2 separate regions of the Homo sapiens genome follow, and region 1 is linked to region 2. Evidence: chromatin contacts called from ENCODE Hi-C or POLR2A ChIA-PET data. All regions are on one chromosome and are shown on one strand. Each heading gives the region's core, a stretch centred on a gene start or an enhancer-like site at or near the end of the contact. The rest is flanking DNA. Distances are from core to core; before and after follow the strand shown. Region 1 has its middle 86 kb from the start of LINC02834. Region 2 has its middle 27 kb from the start of LINC02834.

Region 1 (5,050 bases), core at 1,920-4,419, 61 kb after region 2:
TGGCCCTCCATCAACAGCATTGGCATCACCTGAAACTTGTTAGCAGTGTCAATGATCAGCCCCCCTCCAGACCTACTGACTCAGAAGACCCAGTCATGGGGGCCATGCACATGGGGGCCACCCTTACACAGGGGCTCTCATCAAGGGATGGAGACCATCAATCTGTGTTTTAACAAGCCCTCCCAACCTCCAGAGGTTTCCTGCCTGCCAAAGTTGGTGAACCTCTGGTATGATGTAAAGACTTCCCAGTGGGGATGCAGAAGACCTGAGTTCAAATCCCTGATTCTGACTCCTTGGCAAGTCAGTTAATATCTGTAAGCTCCCAGTAAAAAGGGCCTTTATTTATTAATCAAGCTTTCCTTGAGTGCCTGTCAGGTCATTGGTCTATGAAGATGAGTTTAACATAATTCCTGCCTTCAAGGATCACATACCTCCTTCTTGGAACCCATCTATATGGTTTTCAACTGTGGTGTTTAAAAAGTACACCTTTCCACTTGTGCCACGATGCAGAATTTTAGCTCTGATTGCTAATAAAAACAAGATTGGGCTGAAATGATCCAAGATACAATCGAGGGTCCCAGGGTCATCTTCTCTAGCCCTGTCTCAGGGTGACTCAGAGGTGAATCATAATTTGTGATGACTCACATTTACGTGGCTCTGCAGAGAAAAGTAGAGCAGGTGAGCTTTATAGTTCCTTATTTACAGTCATTCCATGACTGAGGCAGACATGGAATGACCCATCTTTTCACTACTCTAGAGCCATCTAGAGTCTCTAGAGTTGTCTAGAATTATTTGTCCTTGGCTTTTCAAGGTTGAATTACATCTTTCTATCAAGGAGGAACTAAGGGTTGCCCTGTAGGATATGATCCTGGTCTTCATTCTTCTTCAGTTGTTATGTCTAGGAGCATGTCATGGGTTGAATTGTGTCTACTCCAGAAATATATGTTGAAGTCCTAACCCCTAGTTCCAGTGAGTGTGACCTCATTTAAAAATAGGGTCTTTGCAGATACAGCTGGGTTCAGATGAGGTCATTGGGATGGGTCTTAACCTACAGTGACTGATGTCCTTAGAAGAAGAGAAAACTTGGACACAGAGACACACAGAGAGGGAAGGCCATATAGAGACAAATGGGGTGAAGGCGGCCATGTGACAACAGAGGTGGAGAGTGAAGTTATGCTGCCAGGAGCCAAAGAAAGTCCAGGGCTGGAAGAGGCAAGGAAGGATACTCTCCTAGAGGCTTTGGAAGGAGCATGGTTTTGCTGACACCTTGGTTTCAGACTTCTGGCCTCTAGAACTGTAATATAATGAATTTCTCTTGTTTTAAGCCACACAGTTTGTGTTATCTTGTTAAGGGAGCCCTAGGAAACCACCACAAGTTGCCTGTTAGCTATTGTTCAGAAGTCTTATGGTGGAACTCGGTTGGGAATACAATACATGGCTGGACAATATATTGAGGCCTTCCGTAAACATCACTGACCTCTAGCAACTACTTTAGCTAATGCTATTCTTTGAGTATTGGAAAACACTCTCATGACATAATTGTCAGAAGCCCCTGTGCCCCACAAAATTTTCTTTATCCATGGCCTACATGAGAGATTCATCCCTTTGAGTTGAAGAAAGTTTATGCCTTAACTCCCTTTTCAAATAGAAAAGATGCCTGAAGGGGAAAGCTCATTTAAGAGTGAGTATCTCATTCTTTGATTACTATGGGAAGAAAGTAGAGAAAGTGCCTCTGAAAAAAAAGGCGGTTCCCAGGAGCTTGATGGGTGACCTGGAAGTCAAACTCTACCAGTTCAGGATTTGCTCCTCTTGTCCTGGGCTAGTTTTGAAAATTTTAGTAGGAACTTCAGCTATGTTTTGATAATCTAATTATTATAGAAATCCAAGAAATTGATAATGGATACTTGGCAAAATAGAGAAGGAAAGCAGCAGCTGTAGGTTATCATGATACTCTTAACTTTACCTTACTAGTATATTTCTTTCCTTTATGTATGTGTGAAAAATAATTCTTTTCTTCCCCATTCAAAAAGAGATCCAGAAGAAATATTTAATTGCTGGTGAGATTGTGTTTAGAGTTTAGAAATAGAACCCCGAAGTTCTTGAAGGTGGGGGAGCACAGACATTTCCTATGGAGTTGGCTTAAAATTGTATGTGTTAAGATTCTTTCAAGGATCAAGAAAAATTTGTATAAAGATAAAAGCAACCAAGTTGGCAGAGATGTGAAGAAGCTTGCCTCTCAAAGGGATTCTGAGGCGGTTGAACCTAAAGAATTGCTCTTTCATCTCTTCCTGAAGGGAGTTCCTGACAGCAGACTCTTGACTTAAATCAAGTGTTTCCAAATATTTCCTGAGTCCTGCTTTTATTTATATTTTTAATCAGCAACTATAACTAGATATCACCCAAATTCAACTCTAGAAATAAATTCCATGCAGTTGAGTTCAGATCTATTGACTTGCTCCATCAGAGAGACAGAGAGAGAGAGAAAAGTCAGGAGTTTTATATACATATATTTGGAATTGAGATCCTTTATGCAAAATAGCTCGTGATTAGGCCATTAGTCTCTACAGAGTTACTTTATTAATGCACATCAGTCAGTTTTCAGGAAGGTACGTTTCAGTTCAAAAGAAAAATTAAGAAATAGTACAGCATTAAGGTGGAGAAAAATAAAATCTAAGAAAAAAATTCAGCATGAAATTAAAGGAGAGCCTGACTATGATCCCATTTCCCCATCTGAGCCCAGAAGATAAAAACTGTAATAAATTCATTCATCTACACCCACTTTAAATATTGGAGCAGATCAGCAGTTTCACTGATGTACAGCCAGACTTTGAAGTCTATCTGAGCTCTCTGGAATTCAACCAGCCACTTTCCAGACCATGTAATGTATTGCAGATCTTTCCACATTATGCATTCCAGATGGCCACAGTAATTCTTTGTGCATTTTCTCCTTTCTTATTTGGGTTACTGGGGTAATTTGGGAATAAAGAGTGTATGCTACAAAGTGAAAATTGACATACAGTTACTCCGTTGTGCTGCTCAGATGACAATGATGGATATTAAAGAAACTGAAAGAGTTAAATACATATATAGAGAGAGAGAGTGCAAGGGGGTGGGGAGAAAGAATGAGGAGGGAGTTTTCCCAAGGAGTTCTTTTTGCTGCTTGCTAAAGGAGGGAGCTGTGGCTGTGCTGGAAGCACTACGATTGCTTCATAACTGTTTTGTGGGAGTGCAGAGGAATTATCAGCTCTCCTCCCCCGCCTCAGCTCCCTAAGCCAACAGGCCATCACCTTCACCTTGAAGCCAGGTGATCATACAACTTATCTACAAAACCAGGGTACTTCTGAGTGTGAAGGGGGTGCTATTAAGAATTACACCTGGGCAATGGGCCTAAACCCCATTCACAAATCAGGGCATGTGTTTACCCCACCTCGCAGAGTGGCTCTCCAGGAGGATGCTGAGCTGTTTAAATGCTAGTTGTATTTAATTCAGCACTTGCTCAGGGTGAAGAGGCTGCCAAGTGGCTGTTGACCCCCGTGTTTGTGGCGACTGGACTCTCCAGGTCCCCACACAAAGTCAACACGTGCAGTTAATAGGCAAAAAGCGTTTGGTCACCAGACGGGCTGTTTCACCTCTGCGGCACTCACCCTCACTTGGGCCAGCTTGCCCTGAGCTGATTTATGTGGCATCCTAGGGCCCTGACTGAGTGTGCCTTAGGGTTGCTTCATTGTTTCTATTCAGACTGTGAGAGGGATCTGTGAATGAAGTGAAATAATGGTATGCAACCCTTTCTAGCCAAGGAGACAGTCTTCTTAAAAAATCATTTTTAAGATTGCCTTTAAATATCTCTACTGCAAATGCAATGTGTGCTTTCATTGCCATTGTTTTTCTACATAAAGCCCCCCTTTGTCGTCCTGCTGTAGCAGGCATTCTCAAACTTTGCTATACATCAGAATCACCTGTAAACCTTGCGAAAGTGAATGCCAGAGCCCCATCCCTGGAGAATCTGATTAAATAGGTCTCACAAACATCTGGAAGAAGGGTCCAGCTGGAAGAATCTGCAGGAGATAAAAATCCTATAGAAATCAAGCCCTCTGCAATTGTTTTTCTCGTAAAATTCTTCTTCATGTCCATGAAAACACAGTCCTGGAAACCCAGCCAGCCTTCCAGATTCAATGTAGGGAATGACTCCTCTTCCAAAATCATCTGAAAGCGATGACTCTCATCTGGTGAAGAAAGATGGATTTTATTTTCTGAGACACCAAACAAACTATTGCAAGCATCTCGCTGTTTTTCCAAGCTGTTCTCATTTGCTGGCCCTGGTGGTGAGGGCTATGCACACAAGGGCAGTTTTCTTTGCAATGAGGCAGGAAGCTGAGGAGCGTGTTCTTCCAGGGGAGCTGCAGCTTGTGTTTCACGGACGTAAAGGGCTCCCAGATTTGGAGGCAACAACTGGAATTTCAGACTTGGAGCCAAACGCCCAAATATTCTAGGGTTGCACAACAGGAAAAAAAAAAACATGTGTATCTGTGTCTGTGTTTTTGTGCCCAAAGACATGGACAGATAAATCTCACAGAAAAACTTTATTTTTTCTCAAACACTCAGGAAAATTGGCCCTTCGTTTATTTGCACAAAGACCGCTGTGTGATTCAGATGCACACCCAGTTCAGGAATACTCATTGCCATGTAAAATGTAGGCTGTTATGAATATTCTTTTTCCCCTGACTGTGACAATATTACATGTTTATTTTTAAACACTTGAAAAAAAACAGAAAAGGGTAACAAGAAAAGCAAACCACCTAAAACCATGCCTGTCAGAGATAACAAATGTGAATATTTTAGAGTATTGCCTGCTGAGTTTTATATTTTCATAGTACATGTGTCATCGTATGGAAATTTTAATTAGTATGCTGTTTGATCAAGTTTTCACTTAGTGTATTTTGAGACTTGCTCCATATTGTTAAATATTATTTACAAGATTTTAGCTTTTTATTTTCTGGCTGCACTAGAAAGACAGATTGAAAAAACAACTCTGTCTACTATCTAACCAGTA
Region 2 (5,300 bases), core at 351-2,850:
AATTATAAGGGCATGCCACAATCCATAGTGCTATATTGTCTCTTGATTTCAGTACCCTATCCAGATTATAAATTAAGGCCTCTGATCTTGGTTGGAGAATTACCCCATGCAGTTAATATTGCTTCTTGAGAGTGGCTGTAAATGAAAATCCAGTTCTGTTAAAGATTCAGTTGCAAAACAGAATGTCAAAGCTGATGAGGTATGATGTTGTCATGGGATTGGGGTTTAGCACCGTGAAACTGATCATCCATGAGTCATTTTTTGGCTCCAATATGGGTGCACCTCCAGGGAACAGTAATGGGATTTACAAGTATCCTGGCAGCCATCTGATTGCTGTGTGTTCTGCCCAAACTGCACAAACTGTGAGATGAGGACGAATGAACCCAAGAGGGAATTGCATTTCATGGATTAATTCTTTCTGGCATTTTCAAGGTATCAGGGCTTGAGAGAACACTGTGTTGATTAGCATTTGGTGTTAAACAGGGTGGGGACGAGAAGACAGGAGGACATATGGTATTTCCCTTCCTACTTCTAGGAAGATGTCTAGCTGGCCCAGAGGGCTCACCAGCAGTTGGTGAGAGAGGCTCGGGCACAAGAGTAGTGGGGAAAAAGAGAAATCTCTGAAGAGTTGACAGGGATACGAAACAGACAATAGAGCCAACGAGGAAAGAGACTGAGGCCAGCACCCTGAGCATGTCCATTGCGAGGGCACATTTTATGGCTCCCGTGAAATGTGGTCTGCAGCATCTCACTAAGCCATCTGCAGCAAATGAGGCTACAGTTTCCCTGCGGACTGTGTTGAATCCGAACTGAATGTGGCAGTGCATTTTCTTTGCTCAGTTGTCCTCCTTCTTGTATGTGTACATTGTCCCCTTGGCCATCTTGGTCTTCTCTCTTCAGCCTGCCAGAAATGACGTTCTTGGTCACAGAGGCTCCAGTGTACTTTTATCAGTGTGACTCTTCCCACAGTGGGCACGACAGAGTCCCCTGGGTTCTGTCCTTTTCCTACACTCTCATGGGAATTATGAATGGGATGAGTTCATTGCTTGAATAGGAAGGCTGTTTCTTCATGGGCATACATGTATCTATTAGCACTCTAGTGACATGTTAATTGATAGGAAATGACATATGCATTGAAGAAGGATGGCTGACCAGTCAGATAGACATCCTCTAAGTCTGGTGTGAGAGCCACTGATTTCTACCAGGGCTTTCCTGTGTGCCTTCCCCGGTGAGCCACTTAACTTCTCTGGATCTCAGTTTCTGGAGGCAGTTGGTTAAGCTTTTGTACCTTTAAGCTCAAATTTTCATTGCTGGTTGTTTGATATTGTTTGTGCGTGTTTTTGTATATGTGTGTGGAAAGACAGATAAATATAAATACATGTACTAGTCAGAGCTCTCCAGAAGGATAGAACAAACAGGATATATGTATATATAAAAGGGAGTTTATTAGGGAGAATTGGCTCACATAATTACAAGCTGAAGTCCCATAATAGGCTGCCTGCAAGCTAGGGAAAGAGAAAAGCCAGTAGTGGCTCAGTCCAAGCCCGAAAGCCTCAAAATCCGGGAAGCCAACAGTGCATCCTTCAGTCTGTGGCTGGAGGCCCAAAGCTCCCTGGGCAGCCGTCAGTGCAAGTTCCAGAGCCCTAAGGCCAAAGAACCTGGAGTCTGATGTCCAACAGGAGGAGGAGGAGAAGCAGGCGTCTGGCATGGGAAGAAGAAAGAGAGCCAGAAGACTCAGCAAGCACATTTATCCATCTTCTTCCACCCGCCCTGTTCTAGCTGCACTGGCAGCTGACTGGATAGTGCCCATCCACATTACGCACCCTCTCCCTCTCCCAGTCCACTGACTCAAATGTCAATCTCCTCTGGCAACACCCTCACAAACACACCCAGAAACAACACTTCACCAGCCCTCTAGGCGTCCCTCAACCCAGTCAAGTTGACACCTAAAATTAACCATCCCAAAGTATATGTAGTTTCTTTAGCTGTAAACAAAATTTCTACTTCTTGGTTGTTTTGAGGCTTAAAGAGATATGGATGTAAAATCTTCCAAGCACAATGTTTGGTGCATAAGAGCCACTCAATAAATACATGATGAATGAGTTAATATTACTATGCACATAGGGACATGTGCTCAAGCCACCCCTGACTTACAAACCCTCAGTTGAGCTCAGTCCCTGCACATGAACACGATGACTGTAGGGATCCAGCCTCTTCCTTTGGCCTTTCCTATTGCTGCTGCCTACAGTCCTGGCCACCATGCAGCCATTCCATCTGGTTTCATGGAACTACTGGAATGTCAAGAACTACTGGAGGTGGGGCAGCTTACCCCCATTTACTCAACTTGAGAGGGTGAGATCCCCTCTTCCTGCTGGGGCAACATTGGGAATGGATAATTTCCTGGCAATCTGACTTGCTCCTTGAAGTAAATTTTCCCAGGGAGCAATGTTTTACATGGTAGTTGATATCTTGGAGCAGCCTGCAAAAGAATCTTACATGAGTCAGGGAGGAAACACATGACACACTCAAACTGGATAATTTAAGAGAGTTTAATAAAGGGATTGTTTCCAGAGATGTTGGCAGCATGTAGAGAAATCACAAGGGATGATGCAGTCACATGGAGAATGTCAATGGGAAACCTCAGGTGTCACGCTGGGCCTCAAGAGGCAATGACAGGAGTAGTTATCAAAACTTGGGGGAGACAGCTTTGTGGGTACGGCCACCAGCCAGACCATCTTCAGTGGAGAGACACAGTCAGCTTGTGCTAAGTGAGCAGGGAGCCAGGGAGTCAACATCCAAATCTCCATCTCCCTCCACCCATTGGGTGAACCCAACCAGAAGCCAGAGAACAAAGGGGCCAGTGAGTGCAGATCATTCAGATCAGCCTTTTGGGTGGAGCAGGATGAAAGAGGGCAGACTGGGGATCTGCAATCGTAAAATGGTTTTCTAAAAGGTCTTAGAATCTGTAAACCAAAAATAAAATTCTAAGTCCTCCAACTGACTTAATGGAACCCTGCTGTCAGCCAAGGGGACTCACTGAAACCTGAAAAACCAGTTGAGACCCTGATGGGAAGGGGGTGTCAGACATAGCTCATTATGGTCTCCACCCTTTGGAGTTCAGGCACAACTGACAAGCATTGACATTAAAACAAAGATCCTAAGACCGACAGAACAGACTCTTTGTAGCAGTAAGATACCAAATTCCAACCTGACTCTAGGATAGCATCACAGGATAGATAGCAGGGCCTTGAAATAAATCAAAGTGTTTTAGCCCCAAATATATTTCTTTGACGTGTTTTTGTCAAAGAAATACGCAAAGCTGTCTCTTGTGGGGGAAATTTACATTCTATAGAGAATCCCCTTCCCTTTCCAGGTATTTTCTGATCCTAAAGAGATTGGCTGAGAGCCCAGCACCTGTTAAAAGTCTAAATAGGAAACATTTGCCATTGCTTCTAAGGGCAGCCACCTATGAGACTTTATCTACAAAATAAGAACTTTGGTCTCCACAACCCCTTATCTTAACCCAGACACTCCTTTCTATTGATTCCAAGTCTTTAGATATAACTTAACTCTTTCAACCAATTGCCAACCAAAAAAATATTTGAATCCACCTATAAAAACCCCTGGAAGCCCACCTCCCGCAACACTTTACATTATCCCACCTTTCCAGAGCGAACCAACGTATATTCACATGTATTGATTGATGCCTTAGGTCTCACTAAAATGTATAAAACTGAGCTGTAGCCCAGCCACCTTGGGCACATGCCCATAGGCCCTCTGGAGGATGTGCCATGAGTCACAATTCATAACCTTGGCAAAATAAACTTCTAAATTAATTGAGACATCTTTTGGTTTACAAACCCAACCACCCTGTGTGATATTGTTTCTGAAGGAAAATGGATTCCAAGTTCTACTGTGTGCATTTTTAATGCACGTAGTCTCTCTCCCACTCATGTGCATACATGTTCTGTGTGCACGCATACACATATATTTAAGGATACTTATGCATATAGGTTAGTGTAATTACAATAAGCATTTAATTTTGAGAGTGAAGGGGGTACTACTATTAATTATTCTGGTCAACAGGGAAACTGGCACCTTTCTGGGCAAACTGGGGCATATGACACTCTAGCTGAAATGCAGCAAGATGGATTTCATAAGTGACAAATGAATCTTAATCTTGTTACTTGGTAATCATCTGTATTTAAGATACATGTCATACATGCATGACGAGCAGAGAATAGGTGTATCTGCAAGGTGCAATTTGAGAATATGCCAGTTAAAAGAAGAAAGGTCTCCTAACTCAAATAATCACCATGCTTGCCCTGCCCAACACCTCAAATGTCACTGTTAGCACGTTTTTCCTTTGCATTGAGGTATTTTCTCCCATATAAATATAGATGTCCCTAAGAAAGGTTTTGTATTAGGCTGCTTTTGCTATTGATACTGTACTGATCACAGATTTTTCAAGTTCTGGCCATCCTGAAGATGGCGTCCTGTGGGAAGAGGATACATAGGAAGACCCTTCTGATGAGGAGAAATGGCTGAAAGGCCTTGGTTGCTGGCTAGGAAACAATCTTCCAGTCTGAGTATCTAGACTCTAAGCTACCTCTTTTGCCTTCTGGACCCTGGTGCAGACCCAGCCCCACATCTCTCTCTATCTGATTTATCATCACAAACCTTCTTTTAGAGCCAAGCAAAGCTGCATTTTATTAGTTGTCAGCTGTATCCTATGGGTGATACTCAAGGTAATTTCAAACAGAATTCAGATATGAAATTAAAGTACATGGAATCCCAGACTAAAATAGTTATTCCTGTAACAGACTTTACTAATTGCCTGGTGAGCCTCAACTTATTTAGGTAAACACCTCCTTATCAGAGGAAGTGACTCTATGTCCAGCTCAGGAGTAAATCTAGGTTGGTCTAAAGCATCATGATAATTTCATTCTTTTGTATTGGCTTACAAAAGACTATGAGACAAGTTCTAGCCAATGAGACATGAGAGGAAGTGCCCTGCAAGCTTCTGAAAGGGGTTTTTAATTTCATAAGCCTGCTTCTTCTTCAGTCAAATGGAGATGACGGTTTTGCTCAACCAAAATTATCTCCTGCCTCAGCCTCTGGGAAAACTTTCATGACACAATTTTGTACTTTTTATAATGAGTGATGGTGTACTGCTGGGCCCCTCTTCCCAGACCTTTTAGTTTTCCTTTATCCCTCTTCAACCATTAAACTTTTCCTCATCACAAGCTTCACAGATTTATGTTACAAACACAAGCAAGTCTTTGCTATCCTAAGACAAA

Evidence for each region. A loop is a pair of places that touch in the nucleus more often than their neighbours do. ChIA-PET counts read pairs that join two places held with the same protein, here RNA polymerase II (POLR2A). Pooled maps may share reads with other maps.
Region 1: a map of gastrocnemius medialis shows a loop between it and region 2 (7-fold over the local background). The contact joins two enhancer-like sites. A Hi-C loop is called at or near these places in 8 of 168 maps with a recorded cell type or tissue (CD14-positive monocyte, GM23248, IMR-90 and 5 more) and 4 of 50 pooled maps. POLR2A ChIA-PET finds 5 or more read pairs at or near these places in 3 of 52 experiments (PC-9, WTC11 and activated CD4-positive, alpha-beta T cell).

Annotation. Positions count from the first base shown.
Region 1 is chr9:86,791,667-86,796,716 of GRCh38, forward strand. No RefSeq gene overlaps it. Among named protein-coding and RNA genes, the nearest start is that of LINC02834, 86 kb to the left of the region's middle. RefSeq lists an enhancer at 1-1,175. Within about 2 kb of position 3,170, at least 8 of the 41 ENCODE cell types and tissues checked have a DNase peak (open chromatin) inside an H3K27ac peak, as active enhancers do; they include gastrocnemius medialis, where a contact is called at or near this core.
Region 2 is chr9:86,732,478-86,737,777 of GRCh38, forward strand. No RefSeq gene overlaps it. Among named protein-coding and RNA genes, the nearest start is that of LINC02834, 27 kb to the left of the region's middle. Within about 2 kb of position 1,601, at least 5 of the 41 ENCODE cell types and tissues checked have a DNase peak (open chromatin) inside an H3K27ac peak, as active enhancers do; they include gastrocnemius medialis, where a contact is called at or near this core.